Linked DNA regions of Homo sapiens: region 2 is linked to region 1. Evidence: chromatin loops called from intact Hi-C (ENCODE). Cell type or tissue: dorsolateral prefrontal cortex. All regions are shown on one strand. Each heading gives the region's core, and the rest is flanking DNA. Links, peaks and the distances in the headings are about the cores only.

The links. Peaks named below come from ENCODE experiments on the same cell type or tissue, not always from the same donor. Only the 100,000 strongest peaks of a DNase experiment are listed, where the experiment ranks them.
Region 2: a loop joins it to region 1, with 2.6 times the contacts of the local background. A loop is called at or near these places in 4 of 110 quality-filtered maps.

What each region holds. Positions count from the first base shown.
Region 1 is chr9:120,845,729-120,858,258 of GRCh38, reverse strand. PHF19 (PHD finger protein 19) reads left to right here. Exons shown (of 15, transcript NM_015651.3): 15 at 1-2,608. The coding sequence ends at 315. It also overlaps the pseudogene CUTALP. Among named protein-coding and RNA genes, the nearest start is that of PSMD5, 9.1 kb to the right of the region's middle. RefSeq lists enhancers at 1,523-2,022, 2,023-2,524. In dorsolateral prefrontal cortex, for the core only: no CTCF peak of the experiment used is centred there; no DNase peak of the experiment used is centred there.
Region 2 is chr9:120,596,732-120,614,054 of GRCh38, reverse strand. MEGF9 (multiple EGF like domains 9) reads left to right here. Exons shown (of 6, transcript NM_001080497.3): 4 at 1,516-1,659; 5 at 6,045-6,314; 6 at 8,414-13,244. The coding sequence ends at 8,865. Among named protein-coding and RNA genes, the nearest start is that of CDK5RAP2, 25 kb to the right of the region's middle. In dorsolateral prefrontal cortex, for the core only: no CTCF peak of the experiment used is centred there; no DNase peak of the experiment used is centred there; H3K27ac peaks cover 1,600 bases.

The DNA.
Region 1 (12,530 bases), core at 2,207-4,706:
CTGGCAGCCAAGGCATACATGCCCCTGCGGGCAAAGCGGTGGGCAGCTGAGCTGGATGGACGCTGCCCCTCGGACAGCAGTGCAGAGGGGGCTTCAGTCCCCGAGCGGCCAGACGAAGGCATTGACAGCCACACATTTGAGAGCATCAGTGAAGATGACTCATCCCTGTCCCACCTCAAGTCATCTATCACCAACTACTTTGGTGCAGCTGGGCGGTTGGCCTGTGGGGAGAAGTACCAGGTGTTGGCTCGGAGGGTCACACCTGAGGGCAAGGTTCAGTACCTGGTGGAGTGGGAAGGGACCACCCCTTACTGACTAGCCCCCGGGGGTGCCAGGGGTCCTGAAAACCAAAGGAGGAGCAGCAGAAGCCATAGGCTCCCCAGCTTTCTCCAGGCTGGGGTGGGAGAAGGAAGCAGGACAGAGCTGCAAGTGCCTGGCAGAATGCCCTGCCTGCCTGCCTGCCAGGCCAAGGCCTGCGTCTCTCTGCTGTACCAGCTCTGTTCCAGGGCCTCCTCAGGCTCGTTACCCCTGTGCCTGTGTCTCTACACACTCCACACCCCCTCAAACTCTGTTTATCTGTTCTCTGACCTTGTGTCCCCTGCGCTGGGACCCTTCCTCCTGAGGCCCAGGTCTTTGTCCCCAGTTGTGTGCCTTGACCTCTCTCGCCCCTTTCTGGGTGTGTTCGCACATCCTGTGTGTGCACAGCTGTCCCTCCACTGGATCCCCTTCACACGTGACCCGTGGGGCAGCCAGTCCTCCCAGGGACTACATAACAGGCACCTTTGAGAGAGCATGGGAGAAGGTGGATAAGAGGATGCTGCTCAGTGCTTTTCTCTTCCACTTTCCTGCCACTCCCCACTACCCTCGGAGAGAGGTGGTGGGATGGGAGAGAGCCCCTGTGAAAGCCTGTGAGGATCTGAAGAGTAAAGGGCTGGGTCTGCCTCAGAAGGCACCAGCACCAGGGCCCAGGTATTAAGGCTGAGAGTGAAGGCTGCCAATGTCAGCTTTGGAGGTCCCAGAAGTCTTCTGTTCTCTGGCCTCACCCCCTCAGTCGCCATAGAGCTGGGCCTGGCCTTGCTGGAATGGAGGCATCCTTCCAAACCTGGGGGACGGGGGTGGGGGGTGGTAGTGGTGGGAGGGAAACCATGTCTTGCTAAACCTGTTTCTGGTGCCTCCCATCCCCAGACCCACCAGACACCACACAGCAGACAATACACACCCACTCGCACAAGCTTCCATCCACATGTGTTGTACTTTCAGCTCTAGGCATGCAGACAACCCCACACGGCCACACCACCACATGCCCAAGTGTACACACACAGAGCCACACCGTCCCTCTGGGCCTGCTGGCTCCTCCCTTGGCTTTCCCTTGGCCCACTTCCAGGGCCCAGGTGCTGCAACTAAATGTGAAAGCTCAGTGGCCGCTCCTTCTTTCAGCCCATCAACCAGCATTGGTCCCATAGGGAAGCACAGGGGACTCACCCTCTTTCATATCCCTTGCCCTGCCCTGAAATGGACAATCACTTTTTGGGATAGGTTGAAATTTTTAAAGAGCCTGCATCATTTGGTTCCCTCAAAGGGAAGCCCTTGCCAGTGGGGGTTTGAAAGAGAATTTTTGGAACCAACATTCAAATTCTGCCTCATCTGGAGGGAAACCAAAATTGGGAGGGGGAAGAGGACCCCTGATGTTTTGCTGCTTCCAGAGATATTAGAAACTGACTCACTTGATTGGAAAATGGACAAAAGTGCCTTGACGTGGAGGGTGGGCACCAGATGGGGACCAGCCTTGCCAACTGCTGCTGTGGCCTCCAGCTTGGCTGGTTTTGCAGGCCGCCAGCAGGAAGGCGAAGGTGGTAGTACAGCAAGAGGCACTGGCGGGGCAGCAGGCCTGCAGGAGCTGTTTTTCCATTGCTAGGCCTGACCCCTCTCTACCTGTGAGCGTTCAGGGGGTCCCTGAGATAGTTTAGATGCCCCCCCATCTTAGACCTCAGCTCCCACAGTGCCTTTTAAGGGGGACCTCACCTCCTGTGCACAGCCCACCCACTTTCCTCTGCTTCCCTGGCACAGCCCAGGCATAGACGAGCTGGCGTTGGACCCAGTTCTTCCCCCTTTTCAGCCCCACAGCTGCTGCCACAGGGGCCAACTAGGGCCAGGTGGAAGGGGAGCTGAGAAGCCAACCCCTAGCCCAGGGGTGCTGTGGGAACTGGGATCCAATTTGTAGCTTCCTGCCTGGCTTCAGAGAGCCCAGCAACCTTCTAGGCCTGCTTTCCAGACTTCTGAGATAGCCTGGGATGAGCAATCCTGTTATAGTACATCTGGACCTTCCCTACCTGGGCTCTGGGGAGGCTGTGGGCCTGGAGAGGGAAAAGGAGGGAGGGGGTGTCTGCACCACCTGGGAAGATAGCACAAGGCCTAATGAGGTCACCCTGACTCCCCACCCCAGCATTTCATTCATACCAGATAATAGCTGCATTACTGCCAACTGACCTTATAACCCTCTGCACCTTCAAAAAGATTCATGGTTTTTAATTGCTGCTTTTAATAACATTTGTTAAAGTTATAATTAATGTGTCTGATTTATGATTTAAAACCTCCCTTTGAACAATCACTTGTCTTCCCTATAGTGAATTAGCTGCTGGGTGGCAGAAGGAATTGGCTCTGGCTTTTGCACTTGGTTTACTGGAGGCTGAGGAGGAATGGCAGGACCCTGTCCTCTGGCCACCTTGCCACTCCTACCACTGCCAGCAACATTCTCACCCTTACTGCCAGAGAGAATATGGAATCTTTTGTGAGTACCCGACCTTTGGGGGCAAAAAACATTAGTTGAGTGCCACTGAGAGGTAAAAGATGGAAAATGAACTTAGAAATTGACACTATTATAATACTTAGATCCGGGCATCGTAAAACTTTATCAGTACATCATCACACAATTCTAGAAATATGAAATGAGTTCTAGACCTGACTCTGCTAGTTCTAACCTGTGCCACTTTAGTCAGATTCCTTTCCTTCAGTTTTATCACCCTTCAAATGGCAGTGATAATCCCAGCACATCTGCTCCCCATGTGTTGGGAGAGACTTTGCTGTGTGTGACTGATTATTACTTCAAAATAAACCTCTAAATTTAGGGCAGTTTGGAGAGGAAAAAAACAGGAGATGTAAAGGGGTAGGAAAAAGGTCATCTATAGAGAGGTAAAGGCCATGGATTCCACTGAATTCTACAGTTTGAGGGGTAAAGTGTAACCTGTAATCCCGAATGAAGGACTCAGTGGTGTTAATATCTGCCCTTAAACGTCTTCATTCACTATGGCTCCCACTTCTTTCTACCACTCCATCAGCTTCAACCTTTTATCTGTCCTCAGAATAAAACCACAATGGGACTTGGGGGTGGTGGTGGTTATTCTCTGGGCTATAATTAATGGAATGGAATGAAAAGTGGCACCAGGTGTCAAAAGACCTGGGTTCTAGTGCAAGGTCTGCAATAAGCAGCTATATGGACCCTCCTAAGATCAGTGGGCCTCCCAGGCTAGAGAGTGCCTGCTTTTCTGTAGTCTAGTGTTTCCAAATTCACAACAAACATTTACCTTCGGAAATTAGGGACAAAGAAGTAGAATTCTCAGAAATCCCCCAAATTATAAGTTATTCTTCAAATACTTCATTCTTTATACTGTTTTCCTCATTATTATAGGTATCTGGAAAAACTTTGTTTGCTAAGTAGACATATTAAGCTTATTTTTACTTACAAAGAACTGTAGCGTACAGAGAATATTTAAAAGACAGGAAGATGCCAGGGAACATATATTGGATAGTGTTCAAATAAATATAACATTTGAATAGCCTAGAGCAAGGTAAACAGAATATAGAATCAATCGTGTCCAGACTGTTAACTTATTTTGCTTCCAAAGTTTATTTCTCGGAACACCATAAGATTTGTATAAAGTATGGTAGGTTGTTTATCAAATCATTTTGTTTGCAAGAACTCACCATTAGCAGCTGATATGGCCAGATATACAGATGTAATGGCATCACAACAACCAAAAATAGGGCTAATGAGATGGTGACCGTTTCTCTCTGCTATGCTCCTGTCTCAGTTCTTGTAGCCTTCAACTCGGTACGTTAATATTTGATGAAGTTGGATTCTTTCAAACTAGTGATGTCTCCATAATGGTAAGTGTTACTATTCACAGAATAATTACAATACTTCTCATTTCCTCAACTGATTTTTCTAGGGATTATGGATTCAAAAAACATACATTTCCTAAGAAATACTGGGAGGGAATTCCCACATGGAAACACTGGTCTGTGTCCTAGCCCTAGCCTCTGCAGCATCATTCTGGGATGACAGTTTGTAATAGTGACCAAAACATGTAAGTTGGAGTTAAGGCAGATCCTAGAGATCAGTGAACTCCTGCAGATCTGTGGTGAGTAGTAAACAATATATATATATATATATATTTTAGACAGAGTCTCGCTTTGTTGCCAGGCTGTAGTGCAGTAGCATGATCTTGGCTCACTGCAACCTCTGCCTCCTGGGTTCAAGCAATTCTCCTGCCTCAGCCTCCCAGGTAGCTGGGACTAGAGGCATGCGCCACCACACCCAGCTAATTTTTGTACTTTTAGTAGAGACGGGGTTTCACCATGTTGGTCAGGATGGTCTCAATCTTTTGACCTAATGATCCGCCTGCCTCGGCCTCCCAAAATGCTGGGATTACAGGTGTGAACCACCGTGCCTGGGAAACAATACATTTTTAAGTGCCAGACCAACTTACCACATAGATGTTTTAAAAACTAACAACTTCATTGTTGGCTACGGCAGCTTCTCTGGATCTACAGCCTACAAAGAACTGACTGAACCTCTGAATGAAAGAGTGAGAGCATTAGGTTTAGAATCAGAGTTGGGTTCACATCCTAACTCTGCAATGTACTTTATGTGTTACATGTTCTTTGGTCTCAGGTTTCATCTGTAAAATGAGGATAACATTGCATTATAAGGATTAAATAATGTTAAGAACCTAGGACAATGCGTGGCAGAAACGGCCCTCTCCCCTCCCATTTCCTATAACAGTCAACCTTGACACCAGGGAAGAGGAAGGCCACCAAGAGCTTTCTGGTAACAGAAAACCACTCAATGAAGGCCACACACAGAACACTCTCCTTTGGAATTCATCTCACTTTAAGAATATTCAAGGAAAAAAGTTGAATTTTGCCAATTCATAAATCAAAAGTGAGTATGTACTGTAGAGAGAGCTTTAGTTATTTAAATACTTAAAACATCAATTTGCCAAACAGGTGCAAGAGATTAAATAGATTCAGACATGCCCCTATCCTCAAGTAGCTTACAAGCTAGGAATACAAAGCTGACTGTGATGCACAAAGATGACAGGAATACCACGAAAGAAGAGATTCCTGCCAACCACGGAAGCCAGGCCATACAAAGGAGCAACAACATTTCACAGGCATTCATGCAGAAGGGCATTCCAGGCAGAGGGGATGGCATGAACATAGCAATAACATCACACAGTATAGTGCAGCCATCCATTTCCCAGCGTGGGAGAGGAGATGGAGGGGATGATGACGGAAAAGGTGAGCTGAAGCAAGGTTATAAAAACCAGAGCTAGAAATTGGACTTTATCCTGGAAGCAATACAGGCAGTCCATCTTGGGTCCCCAGTACATTTTAGGTAGGGTTTACTTTACACAGATTTGCATATATATCAGAACATGATCTGTTGTAAAAAGCAGGGACATCACCATTATCATTCTCTTTGTTCTTCTGAGTCAGTCCCTCAAAATCTCCATTGGAATCCTCTGGAATTTTCCGAAGGCCCCAGCCTAAAGTCCCTACAAGATCTTTGCAAAGGACTCTCAGAGATCCTCTTCCATTTGGTATTTGGGAGCACAAAGATCCAAGTAGTACAGTAGTTATCAGCACTACAGCCTGCACTACCCACTTTCTGGATCTCTGTGCAGTTCAGTTCCCTGAATAATCTATAAAATGAAAACAGGCTCAGAGGAGTGGTTTACAAACCTTTAACAAAGAAAGCTTTTTAAAAATCCCCATGCAGGCAGTCTCCAAGGCACCTATTGTCAACCCCTGGGGCTCTGTGAAGCAAACCTGAAAGACACGGGTCTGTCCGATTCCCGGGGCTGTTTCTGTGCTCAAGTGAAAAGATTAGTTGGGTGGGCTCAGAATCTACATCTTCATGGACAAAGCACCAGAATGATCTGATGTCTGTCATTCAGGCTAGGGAAGAGCCAAGACTTACTCCCAACCCATGAGGCTGTGCCAAAGTCCTAATATTCCCTGAGTCATACACAGGCTCATGGAGCCCATTCCTAGTCCCACCTCCTCAGAATTCAGGACCAACAAAATCCTCTTTAGCAAGGAGAAATAATCCTGCTGATCCACGAAATGCCACAATTAGCAATTTATCCTTTTGCTAAAGCACTTGCGAGTCCCCATAGGAGGAGGCATTCATCCCACACTCTTCCAGGTAAACAAGGTCATGAGGGCCACTCCTCCCCATGAGAAGCAGCAGAGCAATTACATCCTAGGCACCTGAGGCAGGCCTACTGACTCAAGAAGATGGCAAGTCTCATCTTCACTGCTTCTTCCCCTCAGTCTGTACATATAACCATCCTCATGCCCTTGTGCCTGCTTAGCCCCCTTAACCATGAAGCACTCAGAGACAAGTTACACTGTGTTCTTGCTTGGCCTGACTGGCCCAGCCTTTTCTTCCAGCTTTAGGAGCCTCAGACCTTCAGCCTCTACAGGCCATTTAGCTCCTCTGTGCTGACAGGAACATGAAATCCAGAGATGCTGGGAGGTAGAAGGCAGCCTCCTCTTCCCCAGAGTGCAGCTGATGGAGGCTGGAGGCAGCCGCTGGAGGTAGCCAGCAGCATGCACAAAAAGCTTTCCCCACTCAGTCCTCTTCCATGCCTTCCTGAAGCCACTTTAAATACTGCACATCTCCTTAATCCACAGGGAGACTGAAGATCTCTGGGATTTCAAAAGGATGTACAGCCTTTGGAGAGAAAGCAAAGCCCTATAAGTGACTATGATTAGAATCAACTCGTGATAAAACCCAACTGGCCAGCCTCAAGGGAGGCCCTCTGCAACCTGCCGCACCCCACCTGTCCAGGCCCACGGCCTGTCACTCCCTAGCCTATGTTTCCCATCTGTCAATAAGTGGCCAGTTAGGCCAGATAGCTTTAGAGTCTCACAGACATGGGTTCAAATTCTAACTTTGCCCCTACTAGCTGTCTGACTATGGACAAGTCACTTAGTTTTCTTTAAATGCTCCTATTTTTAAAAAAAAAAAAAAGGCCCTACATGACTGGACTGCTGAGGATTAATTAACACAAGGTATACAAAGCACTTACCCAGTATACCAGCTGGCACTGTATGCATTCATTACATGTGAGCTACTCTTTTTATTATTATCCTATACACATCACTTCCCAAAACAATCCCCCCTCCCCCAGTATCTCTGTATTCTTTTGCCCACCTAGATTCCACCTGCTCCTGCTGATCAATCAAAAGCCTATTCTTGCTTAAAAAAAAAAAAACTTCTCTGTCCCTCAAGGTCCAATTCAACCACTGACCTTTCCCAAGGGATCTTCCCTGACAAACAAGGTCTACAGGAATCTATCTTCCTCTCCTGTGTCTTTCGCCTGGCCCTTGTCACACAGTGCAAGTTCTCTTCACTTTCTAGACTGAAGGAACATGAGGACTTGGGCCTCAGTGTCCCATCTGTCAAATGAGGATTATAATCCTCTGCCTCCTTTCTGCTGAATGAGGTGTTTTAAAGTTCCCGTAACATGCTTAATAAATCACAGCATATGTATACATTCACATGTTGCTTCAAATGTATGCTTAAATATTCTGTACGTTGGGTGCCTGAGGATAATGAATTTTGTTAACTTATGTGTTTTTATAAGCAGACATACAGAATTCAAAGACATTTTTAACACATTAGGAATAAGAGCTGAGACTGATAAAGCATTTCATGTACAGGTTTCACATATTAATTTCCATATGCATAACAACCCATTAGTATAATCCCAATTTTACAGAAGGGGCAACTGAGGCACATAAAATATTCATATTTTCCAAGCACTATGGAACAGTGGCAGGTGGGGAGCCAGGTTTCAAGGTAGGAGGTCCAACTCTCTTAACCCTGAAGCTGTCCCTCACCAGTTAAATTTTAATTTCTCCACAGTACTGGCTCTACCAATGGTTCCTTACTCTCTCACCTCTGCTGAGGTGGTATCATGAGGGCCTCCTCTAGAGCTAGTTTGAGACCCAGGGGAACGGTGTATTCACAGAATCTTAGTTCCCTAAGGAGTAAAGAAAAGGTTTCATCATCCATATAGGTGGTTTGCATCTCTGGCCCTACGTTAGAGTCAACCTCAGAAGGTTCAGGTGACCACGTTAGAGTCATCTAAAAAGAAAGGTGCTTTTTAGTACCACTATACTTGATCCCCGCCCTGGCCAAATTAAGTCGAAATCTGTGAGGTGGGGCCTAAATTGGTAGTTTGAAAAATGTTTCCAAGTGATGCTAATACATAGCAGCCAGCGGTGAGAAACACTGGTTTAGACCAGTGCTTCTCAAGATTTAATGTGCACAGAAATCCCCTGGGGGTCTTGTTAAACTATAATTTGATTCGGTAGGTCTGGGGTGAGCAGGAGATTCTACAGTTCTTGAAAGCTCCCAGGTGATGCCAATTCCAAAAATTCCACTTCTGAATGATAAAGGTTTATACTAGAGGTTCTCAAAGTGAAGGTCCACTGACCCATGGGGATCTCCAGGACTCTAGGGGGTCCATGGGGTCAAAACTACTTTCATAACAATATTATTTTATTATTTATCCTTTTACTATGTTGACATTTGCACTAATGGTTAAAAAAAAAAAAAAGAAAAGAAAAGAAAAAACAAACAACAGGCTGGGTGTGGTGGCTCATGCCTATATCCCAGCACTGTAGGAGGGCGAGGCAGGTGGATCACTTGAGTCCAGGAGTTGAAGACCAGCCTGGCCAACATAGCAAAACTCTGTCTCTACCAAAAAATAAAGACAAAAAAAATAATAAGCCGGGCATGGTGGCGGGCACCTGTAATCCCAACTACTTGGGAGGCTGAAACAGGAGAATCGCTTTAACCCGGGACACAGAGGCTGTAGTGAGCTGAGATCATGCCGCTGCATTCCAGCCTGGACAACAGAGTGAGACTCCGTCTCAAAAAAAAAAGAAAAAAAAAAAGACTCCCTACACTCACATCCTCACTAACAGGATGTTAGTGGCTTCTATTTTTCCCTCCCAAAAGTACCTGGAGAAGGGAACAAAACCAAATTATGATGCTCCTAAGAGGAGCTCAGTGAAGTGTCAAACCTGGCCCACCTAAGTGACCTACTGAGGAGAAAACTTTAAAATCTTTCCAAGCCTATATAAACAAGTCTAGAGTTGACCAAGGCCTCACATGTCATCTGGTCCAACGATTCCAATGCATGCATCTGGCATTTGCCTGAACATTCCTGGAGGTGGGAGGTTCATCATCTCTTGATGAAGTCCATCTAACTTAAAGGTTTTCACAAGATGCTTTTTCTTATAGTGTGCCAACATCTGCCACCTAGCTTTTTCCCCAACTGGCCTCATCAAGAACCACCCCAGGACAGCCCTGCAGAAACTCCTATGTCTTCTCTGCTTGAGCTCTTCCAGTGCTCATCCTACACACTAGTGCTATTTTGATCACTGACTTTCCAAGGAGAGTGCCCATAAATGAATAACTAAAAACACGGAAGACTGCAGGGAAGAAGTAAGCCTTATAGTTATGGAAACTTTTAGATGCTGAAAACAAAGTCAGAAATGATGATCAGAAGACAGTATAAGAACACCATCAGGGGAAAGGAAAGACATTTACCCTGAGAAGATCAACAAGGGCAAATCTAAGATGACCAAGGCCACTGGCCCTTCCTGTGTCACAGGACTGTGGCAAAATAATACATCACGAGAAAGGATGGGCATATAAAGGAAATAGTAGGATGAAATTCTATTCAATTTCCCAACACTGGTTCCCAGACTGGCTAAATGTGACTTATCTATACAAGTCTTTAAAAATTCAGAGACCTGGGCCCCATCCTCAGGGCGACTAATTGAATAGATTGAGGCTGGAGTTCAGGGATAGACCGCATGGCCAAATTTGGGAACTATGACTACAGATGGTGTGAGCCACTGAGGAAATAACATCACTGGGGAGAAAAAGGTAGCTTTCATTATATAGCTTATATGACCTTGAGAATGTATATTATGTCTCTCTCTTTTGAGGGTGTAAGGGAGAGAGGGAAGGAAATGAGAAACATGATCATCAGGGAAAGGAAGACGTACGACAAATCCTGCACAGCTAGTGCCAGGATGCTAAAGTATTGTGATGAGGGAAATGGTGCAGACCAGGCTTCTAAAGTGAAGTTGTTAATGAAATGAAAGGTAGACAATACGCAGAAGCAGCCTGTCATATATGCTAAACTGTCTGTTTTCTGGAGAATCCAAAAGCATTGGAAACTGTTTTCTCTGATATCCCTAGTTGGTTTACTCAAGGATAAAATGCCCAGACTTCCTTCCTAACAGCAGGCTAATTGATTTAACCAAAGAATGTGCAAACAAGATATACTGTTCCTAAATTATGCAGTTTTTCCTTCCTTCTCTATACAGTCTATTTTTGCTTTTGTTGGACAACATCCCACTGATCGATCGATCTCTGAATAAAAACACTGAAATGGACTGTTGATTATCTAAATGCCTTTGAGTTATTCTGACAATTCCTTTAATTCAGTGTTCTTTACACCAGCCAGGACCTGACCCTAGCACTCCCCACACTCCCCCCACTCCCCCTCCAATGGCAACAGCAAAACTCACAGTGAAGATGCCTTGAGTAGGATGTTCACAGAGGCAGCCAGCTCCTTATCCAGCATGGCCCTGAAGCAAAGGCACAGGGTGGCAGTTACTGGAGCAAGTCCTGGGGTCTCAAGAAAGGGGAAGGGGATGGGGTTCCAGGGACTTACCCAGGAAACCTGACTCTAAGTAGACAGGCTTTTAGCATTCCCTCCCCTTACATCCTCCCTGCTCAAACCAGCACATTCCATAACTATCAGGCACAAAACCTCTGAAGATAAGCTGTTTGTAAGTCCTTCTCTGGGTGAGGAGAGAAGCAGGGAAGCACCTATGGGAAGGCAGTTTGAATAACAGGCCCAGTCTGCTTAGAGAATGGGAGTTAACACTGAACCAAAAATAAGAAGACCTAGGTTCCATTCCCCGTCCTGCAGTAACATGGCTGTGTGATCTTAAGTTCCTTCTTTCATTCTAGTAAGAAGTATTCAAGCACCTACTCTGAGATAGGCCCTTTCCCACCTCTCAACTTGAATCTCCTATTGGTACAAGAGGATTGGTTTAGCTGGTGGTTTCCAACCTTTTTCACTACCGAGAACTTCTTTTATTATGCCACCTTCTGCTGTTAACTCTCAGAGATGCATCTGGTTGATGGGTGCTTTGATTTGTAGATACCCATGTGACCGCACAGAGCTGATACAACTCCAAAGCAAAAGCAAAAAAAGAATCATATCCTGTGTTCATTTTGGCAAATACAAGCTCTTTTCACTTGTTATTAAAGGTTTCTACCACAGCCCTAACAGCATAGTCATCTCCTTTACAGACCTCTAAGATTTTTTGACTGACTCCAGGCTGAAATGCCTTGTCAGATGTTGTTTGTGTGTGTGTTTTAGAGACAGAGTCTTGCTCTGTCACCCAGGCTGGAGTGCAGAGGCACAATCTTAGCTCACTACAGCCTCGAACTCCTGGGCTCATGCAATCCTCCCACTTTAGTGTCCCAAGTAGCTAGGACTACAAGCATGCACCACCATGCCTGGCTAACCTAAAAAAAATTTTTTTTTACAGATGGGGTCTCATTTTCTGGCCCAGGCTGGTCCCAAACTCCTGGCCTCAAGTGATCCCCCTAACTCAGCGTCCCAAAGTGCTGGGATTACAAGTATGAGCCACTGCGCCTGGCCCAGATCACCTTTAATATTATACTGGATTTCAATCTCAGTCTGATTGCTGTGCATAGAATTGGTGAACACAATAAATTGTGTCTGAACTAGTACACGTGTCATAGAAATAGGAGCACCATCAGTGCAAGGAAGAAGTGTTCCCAACCATCCAAACTGCAAGCCCTCAGAGTGTAGCAGGCCCTGACAAATCTTCCTCAGATCTCTGACAGCCAAAGGTCTCCATTCCATGAAGTGCTTGGACCCTGCCAAACAAACCTTATCTGAGCCCTGCTCCCTGCTCTCTCCTTCCCTCAGCTGCTGCCAAGAGAATTGACCTACTCTGTCTTCCCTCAGGTTGAACACTGCTGAATTTAAGGGCTCCATACTAATGTGACATTACCGCCACCATCATCGTTCCTTTGGAAAGTTCCAAGAGGTAAATAAGTTCCTGACTGTGAAGAGTGACACATGGCATGAATCTGCTTTTGCAATTGCTGC
Region 2 (17,323 bases), core at 7,687-10,186, 250 kb after region 1:
CAGAGTGATCTCCGTCTCAAAAGAAAAAAAAAAAAAATTGAGCTTTTTAACATGTAGGTTGATGACATTTTCATTCTTTTGTTTTTTTCAAGTTTTGCTTCAGTTGTGAGACCATTTTATTTCACAGCCTTATTCTCTCTCCCCTTTTAAAAATATTTCTGCTAGTAAGGAAAAGAAATCAAGACTTTTACGAATAGTTTTAGCATTGGACTGTAGTTAGCTTACTTTGTAAAATGTCATTATCTTCCTAGATTTCTATGTAGAATTTACTCACTAATTTCCATAATAGTAGTTCTGAGTGTCCCTTTGAATCTTCCTGGCCCCATAAGGAAGGAATGTAAATTATGTTACACTTTCTCATTTTGTATTTTCAAATGTTATGCTGCTTCCATGTCTGTAGAACATCCTTACTAATAGAGTGCCAAGGGAGTATTATTACAAAACCTAACTTTGTTTTGTTTTTTTCTTTTCTTTATTAATTGTTTTTATTTTTACTTTAAATTTTTAAATATATAAAGCTATGGAGAATAATATAACAAATATCCATGCACTCACACCCAGAATTATTAATAATAAAGATTAACATTTTGACATTTTGCTTCATATTTATATATATATGTATATAGTTACATCTTTGAAATAGAAAATTTCAATAAAGTTGAGGTCCTCTTTTCCTCCGTAGTCCTGTTTTACCCCCCTCCCTCCACAGAGACAAGCAGAGTGTAAAATTCCCCTATACCCTCGCAATCCACATTTTAATTTTTACCTCATGTTTATATCCATCTGGTTAGTGTACTCTGTATCCATTTGCTTAGTGCGCTTAGTGTGGTTTTTAAATTTTAATAAGTATTCTCTTTCTGTATGTGTTATTCCCCAATTTGCTTTTCAACCAACATTCTTTTTAAGATTTAGGCTGGGTGGCTAATCTAATGGCTCATGCCTGTAATCCCAAAACTTTGGGAGGCCAACGCAGGAGAATCACTGGAGGCTGAGAGTTCAGTATCAGCCTGGGCAACACAGTGAAATCCTGTCTCATAAAATAATTTAAAAATTAGCCGGGTGTAATGGCATGCTCCTGTAGTCCCAGCCACTTGGGAGGCCCCATCTCTAAAAAAAAAAAAAAAAAAAAGATTTGTGCATGTTCATGCATGTATGATTAGTTCATTTATGAAAATGCCACAATTTATCTATTCTTCTATTAATATGTATTTGGATTGTTTTTGTTTTCTCCTTGGCGTATAGTTGCTACTTTTGGTATGTAATCAGATTAACCAGCAAGGATTTATTGAGCCACTAATCTTGTATCCCACCTTTCCCTAAGGAGCTTACAATCTAGTAGGGGACACAATTCATAGACATGGCAGTATAGAAATCAGGTGGGGTAGAAATTAACTCTATCCAATCCCTATTAGTTTTTCTTTTTCTTATGATCTTTTTGTTGCAGGCATGATTTTTGAAAGTTACTTGGCTTTCAAGGTAAATCTTTAACTTTTAAAAATAATTTGCTTCTTTTAGGTGCTTGTTTAAACTGCCAGGAAAATAGCAAAGGAAATCACTGTGAAGAATGTAAAGAAGGATTTTATCAGAGTCCTGATGCCACTAAAGAATGTCTTCGCTGCCCTTGTTCAGCAGTGACATCTACAGGCAGCTGCTCTATAAGTAAGGCCTTTCTCTAACTTTTCATTTTAGAGGGAAAAAAAAATCAGTTATCAATAGGTATAAGTTGCATTGATGAATAAAGTTCTGGATGCTATAGGTGAAAGGGAGTTATAAAAACAGCAAAAGTTTTCCTTTCCAGGAATTTATAATCTAATCCAAATATATATATATGTGAATGAGACTTAAAGTGTCTAAAAACCTGCATAATGAGTTAATGCAGGAACTTCAAGACTGAGCAACTTTTGCTCACCTATTTCAAGGTAACATTTACTAATTAGTTCCTCCTAGATACCGAATAATGTTGACTAATTGCAATCTAATAAATATAGTTGACTCATTTAATCCTGATATATATATTAGTTATCTATTGCTAAATAACCTATTACCCTAAAATTTAGTGGCTTAAAACAGTAAGCATTCATTATTTCACATATTTTCTACTAGGACTTTCGAAGCAGCTTAGCTGGGTGGTGCTGGTTTGAATTTTTTCCTTTCTTTCTTTCTTTCTTTCTCTCTCTCTCTCTCTCTCTTTCTTCCTTCCTTCCTTCCTTCCTTCCTTCCTTTCTTTCTTTTCTTTTCTTTTCTTTCTTTCTTTCCTTTCTTTTCTCCCTGTCTGTTTAAATAATAGCTTTGTTGAGCTGTAATTCACATTTCATACAATTTAAGATGCAAAATTCAGTTTTTTTAGTACATAGTCTCAAAGTTTTGCAACCATGACCACAATCAATTTTAGAAGTTTTCATCACCTCCCCCAACAAAAGGACCTAAAAAACAATCCTATAATCATTAGCAATTACTCCCTTTTCCTCTGGCCTTAGGCAACCACTAACCTACTTTTTCTGCTCTATGGATTTGCCCATTCTGAACATTTCATACAAATGAAGTCATTCAATACATGGCCTTGTGTGTCTGGCTTTTTTCACTTAGCATAGTATTTTCAGTTCATTCATGTTATAACATGTCTCAGTACTTCATTCCTTTTTGTTACTAAATAATATATTATTGTGTTATACCCCATTTCATTGCTCTCTTCATCAATTGATAGACATTTGTGTTGTTTCCACTTTTTAGCTATTACAAATAATGCTGCTGTGAACATTTGTATACATGTTTTTGTATGTACATATATTTTCATTTATCTTCAGTGTATACCTAGGAGTGGAATTCCTGGGTCCTGTAGTAACTATGTTTATCCTCTTGAGGAGCTGTCAGACTGTTTTCCAAAATGAGTACACCATTTTGCATTCTCATTCTCACCAACCCTGTATGTAGGTTCCAAATTTTCCACAGCTTCACCAACACTTACTATCTGCCTTTGTATAATTATAGCCATCCTAGTAGATATGAAGTGGTATTCCACTGTGGTTTTAAGTTGCATGTTCCTGATGGCTAGTTATGTGCTTATTGTTCATTCATATATTTAGAGAAATGTCTGTTCAGATCCTTTGCACATTTAAAATTTGGATTATTTATCTTGTTATCATTGAGTTGAAATAATTCTTTATATATTCTAGATACAAGTCCCTTAACAGATATATGATTTATAAATATTTTTTCTATTTTGTGGTTTAATTTTTTGCTTTCTTGATGGTGACCTTCTTAGCAAGGCCCAATTCAAATGTTACCTGCTTCATGAAGACTTTTCTATACCTCCCAGTAGGAAATTATCCTGTCCCTCAAGCTCTCGTACTACAGTGCAATATCATGTATTTATGTATAGTGGATGCACCAAGAGGGAATAATTACTTTGCCTGGAGTGGGGGAATATCAGCAATGGCTTCAGAGAGGATGTGACATAAAAGCTGAGTCTCGTGATGGGAGTCTGCATTTAGCAGGTAGACAGGAGAAGGAAGGACATTTCAGATAAAAATATCAGTAGGAACAATGGTACAGAAATCTTAAAACAGCTTATTTGATCAAGAAACTACTTAAGAATGGCAGAAACAAAGTATAAGGCAGAAGGAGTGAAACATCAGGCAGCACATTGAATGTCATATTTGAGGTCCAGTTGGTCTGCCCATGACAGGCATGAAAGGCTTTCACAAACCTTAATTTCAGTCCTTCAGTCTATTTCATCAGGAATTCTTTAGATTATTGTTGCTATAGTTGTTGAAGTACAAAAATGCTGTAAAATATGGTACTGTTGTAAGCTGTAACTTCATTGAGAACAAGGAATATATGCCTTTTCACTAAGAATTTTTTTCCTGCATATTATTGTTTGCATGGGTTATGAATAATTCAGCTGCCACCTTTTATTGCTGAAAGTAACCTAAGTATTTCTGGTTTAATTCCTTTATTTGAAATATGGAAAGCTGAGGCCCAGAGTTTAGTAACTTACTTGAGATCACACTACCCACTAGGATTGTAAGTGGTAAGTTAGAATTCTTTATCAGTTGCACACTCTGGGAATATACTAAAACCATTGAATTGTATACTTTTAATGGTTGAATGTTACGGTATATAAATTATATCTCAAAGCCATTTTAAAAAGTAAAAGTGAAAGATGAAAGGAATTCGTTTTTCTTAAAGAGCATCAGAAATATGATTCATTGCCACAAGTTCCATGACCACTGTAAAGTATTCCTGCTATAATAACATTAGTCTGTGTTTAGATAACAGGGTGATCCTGTTAGTGTAATTATAATAGTAAATTCTAAGGAAAGAACTAATCTATCTAGCAGATTTAAAAGATGACTTGTTGATTATTAAAAATTATTTATTAAATATAATTAAGAATCCAGAATTGAAATCCTATGAAGAATAAAAAAGGAAACAGATAGGTATGAGTTGTTATGTTCCTACTGCCTAAAGTGAAATTACTCAGTAGATACATATTGAACACGTGCTATGTTTTAGGCACTGTGCTAAACATTGGCGATAAAGACAGAAAAATGTCAAATAGCTCATAGTTTAATGGGAGAAACACACAAGTAACTAGGTAATTACAATTTCAAATGACATGTGTTACAGTTAAGCATAGACTAACCCTATCCTAAACTGAGGGAATCAAGGAAAACTTCTGTGCTTCTGAGAAGAAGTAATACCTGAGTTAATTCCTACAGATTGAATTTGCTAACTGAACTAGAAAGAGAGACAAGAGGATGTCCCATGCAGAGAAAGTAGTATGTACAAAACCTCAGACAGAAGAAAGCAGGCAGTATTTGGGTATTTGGGAGTTCTTTTAAGCCATTTAATGTGCCTGAACCTTAGGGGGTGGTGGAGTGTGAAGTGAAGAGAGAAAAGTTGAGAGAAGTAGGCAGAGGTCAGATTATGAAAAGTACTAAAAATTCTATTACGTTTTCACTTAATCCTGAAGGAGTTAGGGAACCATTGAAGAGATTTCTCTAGAGAAGTAACATATTCTTATTTACTTTGAAGTTCAAAGTGAATGTAGGGGTGCATTGTGATAAAAAGAACCATGAGGAAGTAGCTACAATAATCTAGGTGAGAAATGATGAAGGCTTAATCTAAGATCACTCCAGTGGGAATGGAAAGAGACATCCGTGGATTGGAAAGACTTTAATCAGGTACAATTAATATGAATTGATAACTGCTTAGAAGGGACATATGGAGGAAGAGGATTGAGAGATGATTCTCAGTGTTTTGGCTTATGCAAGTGGGTAGATGTTGGTACCATTCACTGAGATCTAGGGAACATTGGAGGAAGACAGGACTCAGGAAGGGAAGATACTGAGGACAGTGTTGTACATGTTAAGTTTGAGATGTTTGTGGATCCAGGTGTACAGGAAGTTAGTATATAGTTTGGAATTTAGGACAGAGATGTAGACTAGAGATACACATACACATATTGGAATTGTTGATGATGTCAGTGGATGAGGCCACCCATGGAAAATGAGCAGAGAAGAGAAAGAAACCAAGAATAGAAGTCTGCAGAGTACCCACATTTAAGTTTGGGAGGGATGGAGGAAGTTTTTGTTAAAACAATATTTTATCCAATCTGTCATCTATAAAAAGAAGGGAATAACACAATTATGAGAGTGCCAACCCATCATAATCATTCAGACTCCTTATGTAAGCCTATTTATTTTGCTCTCTACATGAATAGGTTCTCTGGATGGCCCCATCATTCCTACAATAAGCTGGAAAATTAGTAAATAGATTATAGATTATTAGTTTAATTAATTAATAGAGATTATTATATGTCTCTAGAGAGGAGACAGTAGGGAAGGTTTATAAAAAACAAATTAGAAACAGGGTCTCATCATGTTGCCCAGGCTGGTCTCAAACTCCTGGGCTCAAGCGATCCTTCCACCTTGGCCTCCAAAGTTCTGGGATTATAAATCTTTTTAAGGACTAGTAGTTGTTTTGCATTTTTAATTGTAGCTTCAGACTGTACTAAACTATTTTGGCATTCTCTCTTTTAGAATCGAGTGAATTGGAACCTGAATGTGACCAGTGTAAAGATGGTTACATAGGCCCGAACTGCAATAAATGTGAAAATGGCTATTACAATTTTGACAGCATCTGTAGAAAGTGCCAATGTCACGGCCATGTGGACCCAGTTAAAACTCCAAAGATTTGTAAGCCCGAGAGTGGTGAGTGCATCAACTGCCTCCATAACACCACTGGGTTTTGGTGTGAGAACTGCCTAGAAGGTTATGTTCACGACCTCGAGGGAAATTGCATCAAGAAAGGTAAAACTTCACCTAAGTGATTGTAAATTTAATATCTAAAACTAGCAGTGAAAAATGGAAGGCTTTGTAAAACCTTCTAACCCTACCAGAGGAGTTTCTGGAAATAGATTTTGATAGATATTTGCCTAAAGAGGTTTCCTTCCATTCCTGCTGCTCTTCTGACACTCCACAGTCAACTCCAGAAATTTGAGGACCAAGACAAAGTCATTGCGACAGTGAGACAAAATGTTCTCACATTTTTCTCTTCATCTATTTTTATTTTTATGTTAATAATTTAAGAATCCTATCATTTCTTTTATTCTTTGCTTCCTTTATTCTCATCACTTTGAGGGATCATCAAAGGTCTTTTGAAGTAGGGACATCTAATCTGGTTAGAAGTTCCAGCTGAGAAGCTGGAGTTCATTCTAGCATCTGTCCTAACTTTGGGCCTAAGTTTCCCCATGTACAATGGAGGAAATAATAATATTCCTTTTGAATTTTAAAAGCAAAAGTTATCCACATGGCAAAATATTTCTTATAGGAAAGCTCAGTAATTAAAATTAATGATTATGAATTCAGGATGAGTTAGGATATTGAGGGTTTATTAGGTCACAGAGAGATTGGACCATGCTGTTCTACAAACCACTCTTTGATATTCTTAACATGCTGAACACGAGGCTGATGAACAGTTGGTCTATGGCAACTGTCATCTTTCTGCCATTTTCTTGATATCTTTATACTGTAGTGATCAAGGCAAAAAGATTCAGATTGAACCCTATTACTAGCTAGAGATCCTGCTACTCAGTTCTCTTACCTATTTGGGAGGCACACTTTGTCCATAGTTAGCTGACAGAACTGATGATTTTTCTTATTAGCTAATAGGTAATATATATAAACTTTGCCTCTTTTTAGAATAAATTGATATGGCTTTCATGGTGAAGAATTATAATAATAATAGTAATACTTTTATTGAGTACCTACTATATGCCAAGCACCGTAAGCATTAAATGTGATAATGCTGTGTAGTATATTATTTCATTTAATCCTTCCCAAGAACTCAGCAAAGTTGATGTTATTATTCACATTTTACAGATAAGGAAACCGAGCTTTAAAAAAATTTACTTATCTGTAGCCACACACTTCTATTTGATTCCAAAGCCTTTAGTCCTTCCACCAAACTATGCTGCCATTAGAAATACAAAGTATAATACCTAAATTATAAAGTAGCTGTAATCTACACAAAGGAAGAATTCCTACACATGGAATTAAGGAAAGCTGTTTTCTCTCTTGGCTGATGTCAGCCTCAGACATTTAAAATTTGTTTTTCAGACATAACTAGAGGTATAGTTTTCCCTACACCTCCTTTGCAGATAATTATTTTACCTTTATGAAATGCCATCAGACTTGTTAGACTTATTTTTGTTCAAATGATTGCCATATATCCCTGTTACTTTTAACTATGTGATTTAGAGCTCAGTAGTGACAAATTTACTGCCTTTGCAGGAATTTATATGATTTTATCTAAGAGTAAATAAGAATGGAAAACTCCAACACTGGTATTTTCCCAAAGATTTTTTTTTTTTTTTTTTTTGAGACAGAGTCTCGCTCTGTCACCGAGGCTGGAGTGCAGTGGCATGATCTCAGCTCACTGCAACCTCTGCCTCCCAGCTTCAAACAGTTCTCTGCCTCAGCCTCTCGAGTAGCTGGGATTACAGGCACCCGCCACCACGCCCAGCTAATTTTTTGTATTTTCAGTAGAGACAGGTTTCACCATCTTGGCCAGGCTGGTCTTGAACTCCTGACCTCGTGATCCACCACCCTCGGCCGCCCAAAGTGCTGGGATTACAGGTGTGAGCCACCACGCCCGGCCCAAAGATTTTAATGTAGATATTATACATATTGGAAAACAGCCATAGATGTAATAATCTAGCTTTCTAGACCCTGATTCTTACCCTTATCACTATATTTCTTTAAACATTATTTTTAACTTGCATTACCTTAAAGCAGAATATCATGTTAACATCCTACATCAACATTCACTCCCATGCGTATTTCTTTTATTGTTTCTCAAAACTAGATAATTTTGTCTTTTACATTTCATTCTCTGTTTTTATTTTCAGAAGTTATTCTTCCAACACCTGAAGGTTCTACCATTTTGGTTTCCAATGCCTCTTTGACCACATCAGTGCCCACCCCTGTTATAAATAGTACTTTTACCCCTACAACCCTGCAGACTATCTTTTCAGTAAGCACTTCTGAAAACAGCACTTCAGCTTTAGCTGATGTATCATGGACCCAATTTAACATCATCATTTTGACAGTCATCATCATTGTTGTGGTGCTGCTAATGGGATTTGTGGGGGCTGTATATATGTACCGCGAGTACCAAAACCGGAAACTCAATGCCCCCTTTTGGACCATCGAGCTGAAAGAAGACAATATCAGTTTCAGCAGCTACCATGACAGCATTCCCAATGCAGATGTTTCGGGATTGTTGGAAGATGATGGCAATGAAGTGGCTCCCAATGGGCAGCTGACCCTGACGACGCCCATACATAACTACAAAGCCTAAGGAGCTAGAACTGTTCTGAATTGTTAAACCACAGTGCTTGCTAAGACAGAGTCAGCCCCTGGGCCAGACAAAGCCTGGCTAGAGTTTGCTGAGAAAGCAAAGGCAAATAGTGCATCTGAAATTTTCAGGTACAAATTTGTAATGCGCTTAGCCTATCTATTGCTCTTAGTTTTCCCATGAAGATCTGAAGCGTTCACTGTCATTAGGACTTGAAGTAAAGTATATTTTTGTACCAAACCACATGGGAGTATGGAAAGGCTGAACCCCATAGTGCAGCCCAAAACCACTTTGACCTCCAGATAGACTCCTGGGGAAGCATTCACCAAGCCAGTGGTAACAAGATGATGAATGTGGAGGGGGAAAAGACTGCTGGAAGACTTCATCTCCATTCCTGAAACATTTTTTTTAAAACAGTGTCAGGGATTATATTCGTTTTACTATACAAAAGGACATCATTGAGGAAAAGCTTGTTTCTAGGCTGTATCACAGTAAATAATCTTGATTGTTTCTAGAACAGGGGTAGAAAAGTCCCAAGATCTTCAGAAGGGCTTGGTTTTTTCCTCCCAGGATTCTTGCTCAGTGATGAGTTGAAAGCACAGGATAAGCTTCTAAGGGAGGAAGGCAGCATTGGGGAGCAGGAGGCTGATGGTCCTCCTCAGGGTCTCAGTGTAAATGATAAATTGTCTAAAAATAAGGAATATTCCTGCCTCTAGAGAAATAAGGTGTACATAGTTAATGTAGCATATCTGGTCGACGTTGTATTTGTATCTATTTGTAAAAAAAAAATCATGTCATATTTTATCATCTGGAATTTATTTGTACAGCAGTTAATGGTGTTGTAAAAAGAAAAATATGGGGATTGCTTAAAATACTGTAAAATAGATGGCAATATTGCTAGAGCTGGGACTCTGGTGAGCATCCGTCATTTTTAGTCCTTCTTGAGGACATTGCTGAAATTTATAAGAGGTCGAATGTTTCTTTCTTTCCTTTCTCAGTCTAAAAGTAGAGTTATATGCTCTTTGACTTACTATGATTCAAGCAATAGATTTTGAAGTCAGTAATCGTTAAGCTGGGACATAGGATGCATTCTCCAAAAACATTAATCTAATTAGACATTAGCCACCCTATATATTTTACATAGATTAATATAAAACATATCCTCATTAAAAAATGTTTTTCTTGAATGTAAAAGATAGTCTTCCAAAGGATAGAAATATTTTAGTTCCAAGAGAAAAGCCATCATATTACTTGGGATCTGTAGTTTTCATGCCTATGAAATATTTATAATCCTCCCTCACCCCAAATAAAAAATCTCCTACATGTGAACATAGCCTGTCACTCATTTGCCATGAGGTATGTGCCATCTCCCTGCAGTGCTATAGTTCTCCCATTGTCTTCCTGTCTGGTTAATGAGCAGCTTTGTAGATGGGTGTGTCTAGTTAGTTCTTGCTTTTTGATGGAGTTTTTTCCTAGAGGCCAACTACTGTTGCTCTCGTTTATTATGATATTGACATTTTGGGTTAAGCAAGGTGGGTGGGAAAGGTGGTCAGATGTTAAATATAACTTATTAGGAGGAACAGTGAACTGTGAAGTGGTTAGAAAAAAAATAAAAACTTCTTATTAGATTAGACCTAGGAAATTCAAGCTGACCCCTTTGCCTAACTTCCCTAGAGAAAAACCTAGAACTTGGTCATCCCTTTATAGGAGACCCCTAAGTTGTTCTCAGGGTTTGGAGATGATGTTCTGGAGGGAGTACAAGCAAATAATCTACTTCTGGTAATCTGAGGGTGCTTTGCGTATTTGGCCATTGCTCAGAAGAATAGAGGTTACATTATATTACATTATATGAAAATTATTTAGTTTTTCTATAGCCCTTTGTAGTTTGCAAAGCACTTTTCCATATGTGTGTCCTCTCTTCCACACCATAGCCCCCTGAGGAAGTAATTGTTGTCCCCATTTTATAGATGAAAAGGCTGAGGCACAGAGGAGCTAAATATCTTGTTCAAGGCTATACAATGTGTGTGATTATTAGGCTTGGAATCAGGGCCTCTAACTCTAAAGCACATGTTTTTTCAACTATATGCAGAAATTGCCTAGCCATGGACACAAGAAAGCTGGGAGGAAGAGTTCTACTTGTGGATGTTTTTAATTTTTTTTAAATATCAGGAGCAATCCAGGGCCATACAGCTATGAAGCACTTAGTGAAAAGAACACAAGAAGATTTACTAACTGAAGTTAGTATTAGTGATTAGAAAACAAAACTGCCAGTTTGTGCTTCATTAAGGTGAACTCATCTCTCCAAGCAGGAAGGGAAAATTTGCTTTCCCTAGCAGTTGCTGCATATGTGTGTACAGACTGCACAATTCTAAGAAATTGTGCAAAATGGCATACCTGTCTTTCTCCCAGATACACCGCCCCCTGCCCCCCCCAAAAAAGGTCAGGATTAAAGGTGGTGAGAAGTGAACATTTATTAAACAGAAGTTAAACCAATAGAGAGAAAGGAGGTTTGTTGGAGTCTAAGAGGATTTTGACCATGTAGAAATTCCTTGAAACAGACCTTAAAAGGTATTGAAAAATTGAATCACAAAGAAAGTTTACCTTTAAATACTTGTTAATGGCTCCTAGATCATGGTTATAATTTTTCTCAATGGGAAAAAAAGTCTTAAAATTTGTTTTAAATAAGATCCTCTAATGTCTCGAGCTTTTTGATTCTGGAAATAATTTGCTTTAAAATATAAATCAATCAGAAAGTGATCTACCACTGAAATCATTCTAGGAAACTAGCATGGGATGCACTGCACAATGTTCTTTCCTCTAAAGGCATGGGCCCCATAAACTGTGGCATCTGGCAGCAGGATGCCATCAGTCCTTTAGAAAGCCTAATTTTGGGCCGGGTGCGGTGGCTCACGCCTGTAATCCCAGCACTTTGGGAGGCCGAGGCGGGTGGATCACAAGGTCAGGAGTTCGAGACCAGCCTGGTCAACATGGCGAAATCCCGTCTCTACTAAAAACACAAAAATTAGCCGGGTGTACGTGCCTGTAGTCTCAGCTACTTGGGAGGCTGAGGCAGGAGAATCACTTGAACCTGGGAGGCAGAGGTTACAGTGAGCCGAGATGGCGCCATTTCACTCCAGCCTGGGCGACAGAGCAAGACTCTGTCTCAAAAAAAAGGAAGAAAAAGAAAGCCTAATATTGGGAGAATGTTTGTGTAAGGATTGGAAATCTGTTTATTTTTAAATAAGATAGCACTGATGTGAATCTTATTTGGAAATTACAGATACTGCCATTAAGCGATGCTTTTATCTTCATTAATTCATTTTGGTAAGCGCCTATGCATTTCTGATGGTTAGGTGCCCTAGGTAGTGTTAAGTATGTCCGTGTCCTCCCTTACTCCCCTCTCGCTCCCTCTACCCTCTATCCCCTAGGGTTCTTTTATTAATGGAATTTCTCCAGTTATAGAGAAAAAAATGACATTTGAAAACTAAAGCTCATTTATATTAATACTAAGGTCCTGTGGGCCTAGTGCGTTACTCTTCCCAGTGATACCTAGATTTTAAGAGTAGAGAACAGAGGAAACATGGGATGAGAGGAGAGAGGTTTTTTAGACAACATTTGTAGACACCTCAAATTATATCACTGTTCTCTAGCGCCAATATTCCCAGGTAAATTGACCATTAAAGCAATACTCACTGACCTACTAGTTTATTTTGGTCAGCTGAGTACCATCAGGATATTTAACCCTTTAAGTGCTGTTTTGGGAGTAGAAAACTAAAGCAACAATACTTCCTCTTGACAGCTTTGATTGGAATGGGGTTATTAGATCATTCACCTTGGTCCTACACTTTTTAGGATGCTTGGTGAACATAACACCACTTATAATGAACATCCCTGGTTCCTATATTTTGGGCTATGTGGGTAGGAATTGTTACTTGTTACTGCAGCAGCAGCCCTAGAAAGTAAGCCCAGGGCTTCAGATCTAAGTTAGTCCAAAAGCTAAATGATTTAAAGTCAAGTTGTAATGCTAGGCATAAGCACTCTATAATACATTAAATTATAGGCCGAGCAATTAGGGAATGTTTCTGAAACATTAAACTTGTATTTATGTCACTAAAATTCTAACACAAACTTAAAAAATGTGTCTCATACATATGCTGTACTAGGCTTCATCATGCATTTCTAAATTTGTGTATGATTTGAATATATGAAAGAATTTATACAAGAGTGTTATTTAAAATTATTAAAAATAAATGTATATAATTTGTACCTATTGTAGATTTGTTGTTTACTTTTTTGTGTGGTCAGAGTTGTTTCATGTCTTCAAATACATGCCAAGGATCATTTACTTTCAGCCCACTTCATAAAAATCTTTGAACTCTTCATTTATTGGCCATGTATTTTGTTTAAGTTCATTTAAAGAATGTTTTCTACTTGGGGGGAAAAAAATCCATGAAGAAGATTCCCTCTCTTAGAGGAAAACAAAACCTGAGAAGAAAATATATTAACATATATTTTTGTTTGTGCTTTTGCCTATTCCCTCTGACATCCGTCGGATTTTATAGAGAAAACTTGCTCGCTTTGGATTTCTTTGTCACACATATAAAGAATTTCCTTTCTTTGGTAGAAATCTGAAGAGAAACCATATTCTACCTGTTTATTAAGTAACTTGTAATGAGAGTACATCTTTTTAATATTTTAAGCTACTCTTGAAGAACCTGTATTTTGACAAAGCTAGATGGTGTTTAATGGGATGCCATCTGAGAGATTCCTTTATTTGAAAAAAAAGAAAAAGTCAGGCATTTCTTTGTGCTGAGAGCTTTATAAACTTAAACTGTTTTATTCAACTTCAGTTGGTTAACATTTAAATTTTTAAACTCTATTTTTTCTTTTCTAGCCACACAAGAAAACAGGTTTTATCACTTTATAATAACACCTTATGTTTATACATGTGGTTCTGTGATGTATATGAATTGGGTATTAAGGGAAAAGAATAAGCATGGCAGAAATCTAAACAAATTACAGTTTCAAGAGAAAGTATATATATACAAACAAGTAAGGACATTTGCGAGGTTGCATTATCAAAACTGGTTGTATTCATTTTCCATAGGAGTATAAAACATCTATGTTTTAAAAAAATTCCACATGCTCCATTATAATTAAGTCAGTAACTTCAAAGTAACAGTGTGCTTACTTATATTTTAAAAGTTAAGCTGAATTGGCCGGGCGCGGTGGCTCACGCTTGTAATCCCAGCACTTTGGGAGGCCGATGCGGGTGGATCACGAGGTCAGGAGATCGAGACCATCCTGGCTAACACGGTGAAACCCCGTCTCTACTAAAAATACAAAAAAATTAGCCGGGCGTGGTGGTGGGCGCCTGTAGTCCCAGCTACTCGGGAGGCTGAGGCAGGAGAATGGCGTGAACCCGGGAGGCAGAGCTTGCAGTGAGCCGAGATTGCGCCACTGCACTCCCGCCTCGGCCACAGAGCGAGACTTCGTCTCAAAAAAAAAAAAAAAAGTTAAGCTGAATTAAAAACGTTTTTCATGAGATGATAGCATTAGGAGTGTTGACAGGCTGAAAATCAACATTCTATCTAAATCAATGTTAAAATTGCAGTTTTACCTATAAGTTAGTCTTTCAAGGCAATTTTATGAGGAATTATTGTAGTAATTGTACAGGCTTTCTAGTACTTCCGTGTACAAAATGAAAGCCATCAGACAATGTTAAATTTACAATGTGCTGCTTGTTTGTATTAATAATAAGTAGATTTTAAACCTTGTCTGTTGAATGGAACACTGCACTTCAAACAGTTGCAAAAGAAAACAGGCAAAATGTTTTCTTTGTATGTAATAAGAGTAGGTTTGGGTAATAAAAGAAGTATTTGGGAGGAAATCTTCTTTTGTGGTTTCCTTTGTGTTGTTAGACAAACTGCTGAAATTGTATATGTCAGTATTGGTTCTTTCAATCTTTGACCCAAAGAAGGAAAAGTCTCAGCTCTTGCCACGTTAATTACTATTCCAATTCAACCATGTTAAACTCATACAATTTCCTACATATGCCAGGTTATATGATGTCTTCCTCCTTTGCTGGTACTGTTTCCCCTACCTATAATATCCTTGAGAATGCTCATTCATTCTTTGCAAACCTTTGATAAAGGAAAGTTGATCAATTCTTAAATTTGTACCTCCATTTTGCCTAATGAATACTTCTACTACTGCATATATTTTATTATAAATACTTGTTAGTTTGTGCCTTCCCCAGTGAACTCTGTATTCCTTGAAATTAGGAGCGTTTATTCTTCTGCCTCTGGCATCTGGCATGTTGCTGGTACATTGTGGGTGCTCAGTAAGTGATGGTTTATGTACAAAAGGTAGTTGACAATACAAGAGTTGGTATGTGAACTTATTTGTTGAAGTATGGCAACAAAACTTCTATTCAGTGGATACGATAATATTTCTTATTCAAGAGAGGTGTCAATTTTACATAGGCTTCAGAGGTTCTGAGAAACCCTTGAAATTTCATGCCGTTTTGTTTATTGATGCAATTGTGTTTCTTTTTTTCTGGAGAGAAGACCCATACTTTAATCATTGTCTCAAAAGGATCCATGATCGGCCCGGCACAGTGGCTCATGCCTGTAATCCCAGCATTTTGGGAGACCGAGATGGGTGGATCACCTGAGGTCAGGAGTTCGAGACCAGCCTGGCCAACATGGTGAAACCCCATCTCTACTAAAATACAAAATTAAGCCAGGCATGGTGGCGGGTGCCTGTGATCTCACTTACTCAGGGGGCTGAGGCAGGAAAATTGCTTGAACCTGGGAGGCGGAGTTTGCAGTGAGCCGAGTTTGTGCCAGTGCACTCCAGCCTGGGTGACAGAGCAAGACTCTGTCTCCAAAAAAAAAAAAAAAAAAAAAAAAAAGATACATGATCCCCAAAGGATAAACAACTAATTGAAGGATTATTACTTCATTTTTCAGCAATCAAAATCCTCCCACTGAATGCAAATTGGCACAATTGGTAAATTGGTCTTTATTTCAGGAAGTCCACTTCTAGGAAATCTTCATAAGGAAATGACCTAAAAAGCAGAGGCTCCACAAAATTTTTTTTCAGACTGGTGTATAAAGTTTCAAAACTTGGGAATAAATTCTAGATGTTCAAGAACAGAGATGTAGCCTGGCACGGTGGCTCACACCTGTAATCCCAGTACTTTGGGAGGCTGAGGCAGGTGGATCACTTGAGGTCAGGAGTTCGAGACTAGCCTGACCAACATGGCGAAACCCCGTCTCTACTAAAAATACAAAAATTAGCCAGGTCTGGTGGCGCATGCTTGTAATCCCAGCTACTTGGGAGGCTGAGGCAGAATGGCTTGAACCTGGGAGGTGGAGGTTGCAGTGAGCCGAGATCATGCCATTGCACTCCAGCCTGGGAGACAGAGTGAGACGCCTTCTCAAAAAAAAAAAAAAAAAAGAATAGAGATGTAGTTTAGTGCATATACTTCATGAGATAACATACAGTCACTAAGAGGGATTAGGGAGAATTATTAAAAACTGAATCAAAGTTAAATGAAGAAAAATGGTTTGTTTTGAAGATGTGCATGTAATTTCACTCCTGGTATATAGTTTAGAGAAACTCATATATGTGCACCAGAAGCTGCATTTCAAATTCTTCACTGCAGCATTATTTATTATAGCAAAATAATTGGAAACAGTCCAAATGTCTGTCAGTAGAAGAACTGTGGTCTATCCATATACTTTGAACAGAATTTTATGCAGCCGTGGAAAATGAATGAATTACAGCTATATACATCAATGTGGATGAATCACAAAAACAATGTTGAGCAAAAAAAAGTAAGTCATAGAGGCCAAGTATGTAATCCCAGCACTTTGGGAGGCCGAGGTGGGCAGATCACTTGAGGTAAGGAGTTCGAGACCAGCCTGGCCAACATGGTGAAACCCCATCTCTACTAAAAATACCAAAATTAGCCAGGCGTGGTGGCAGGCACCTGCAATCCCGGCTACTCGGGAGGCTGAGGCAGGAGAATCGCTTGAACCTGGAAGGCAGAGGTTGCAGTGAGCCGAGATCATGCCACTGCACTCCAGCCTGGGTGACAGAGTGAGACTCTGTCTCAAAAAAAAAAGAAAAATTAGCACTTTGAACTGAATGAAAATGAAACAACATTTCAAAATTGTGGAATGCAGCTAAAGCAGTATTTAGAGAAAAGCTCAGAATGTCTATATTACAAAAAAGACTTCAAATTAATGACGTAAGCTTCTATCTTAAAAAGCTAGAAAACGAAGAGCAAAATAAACCCAAAGTATGCAGTTAGGAAATAACAAAGACAAGAGCAAAAATAAAATAGAAAACATAAAATGAAAAACAGAGCTAAAAGCTAGATCTTTGAGAAATTCAATAAAATTTATAGACTTCCAGACAGATAGATAATCAGAAAAATTAAGAAAACACA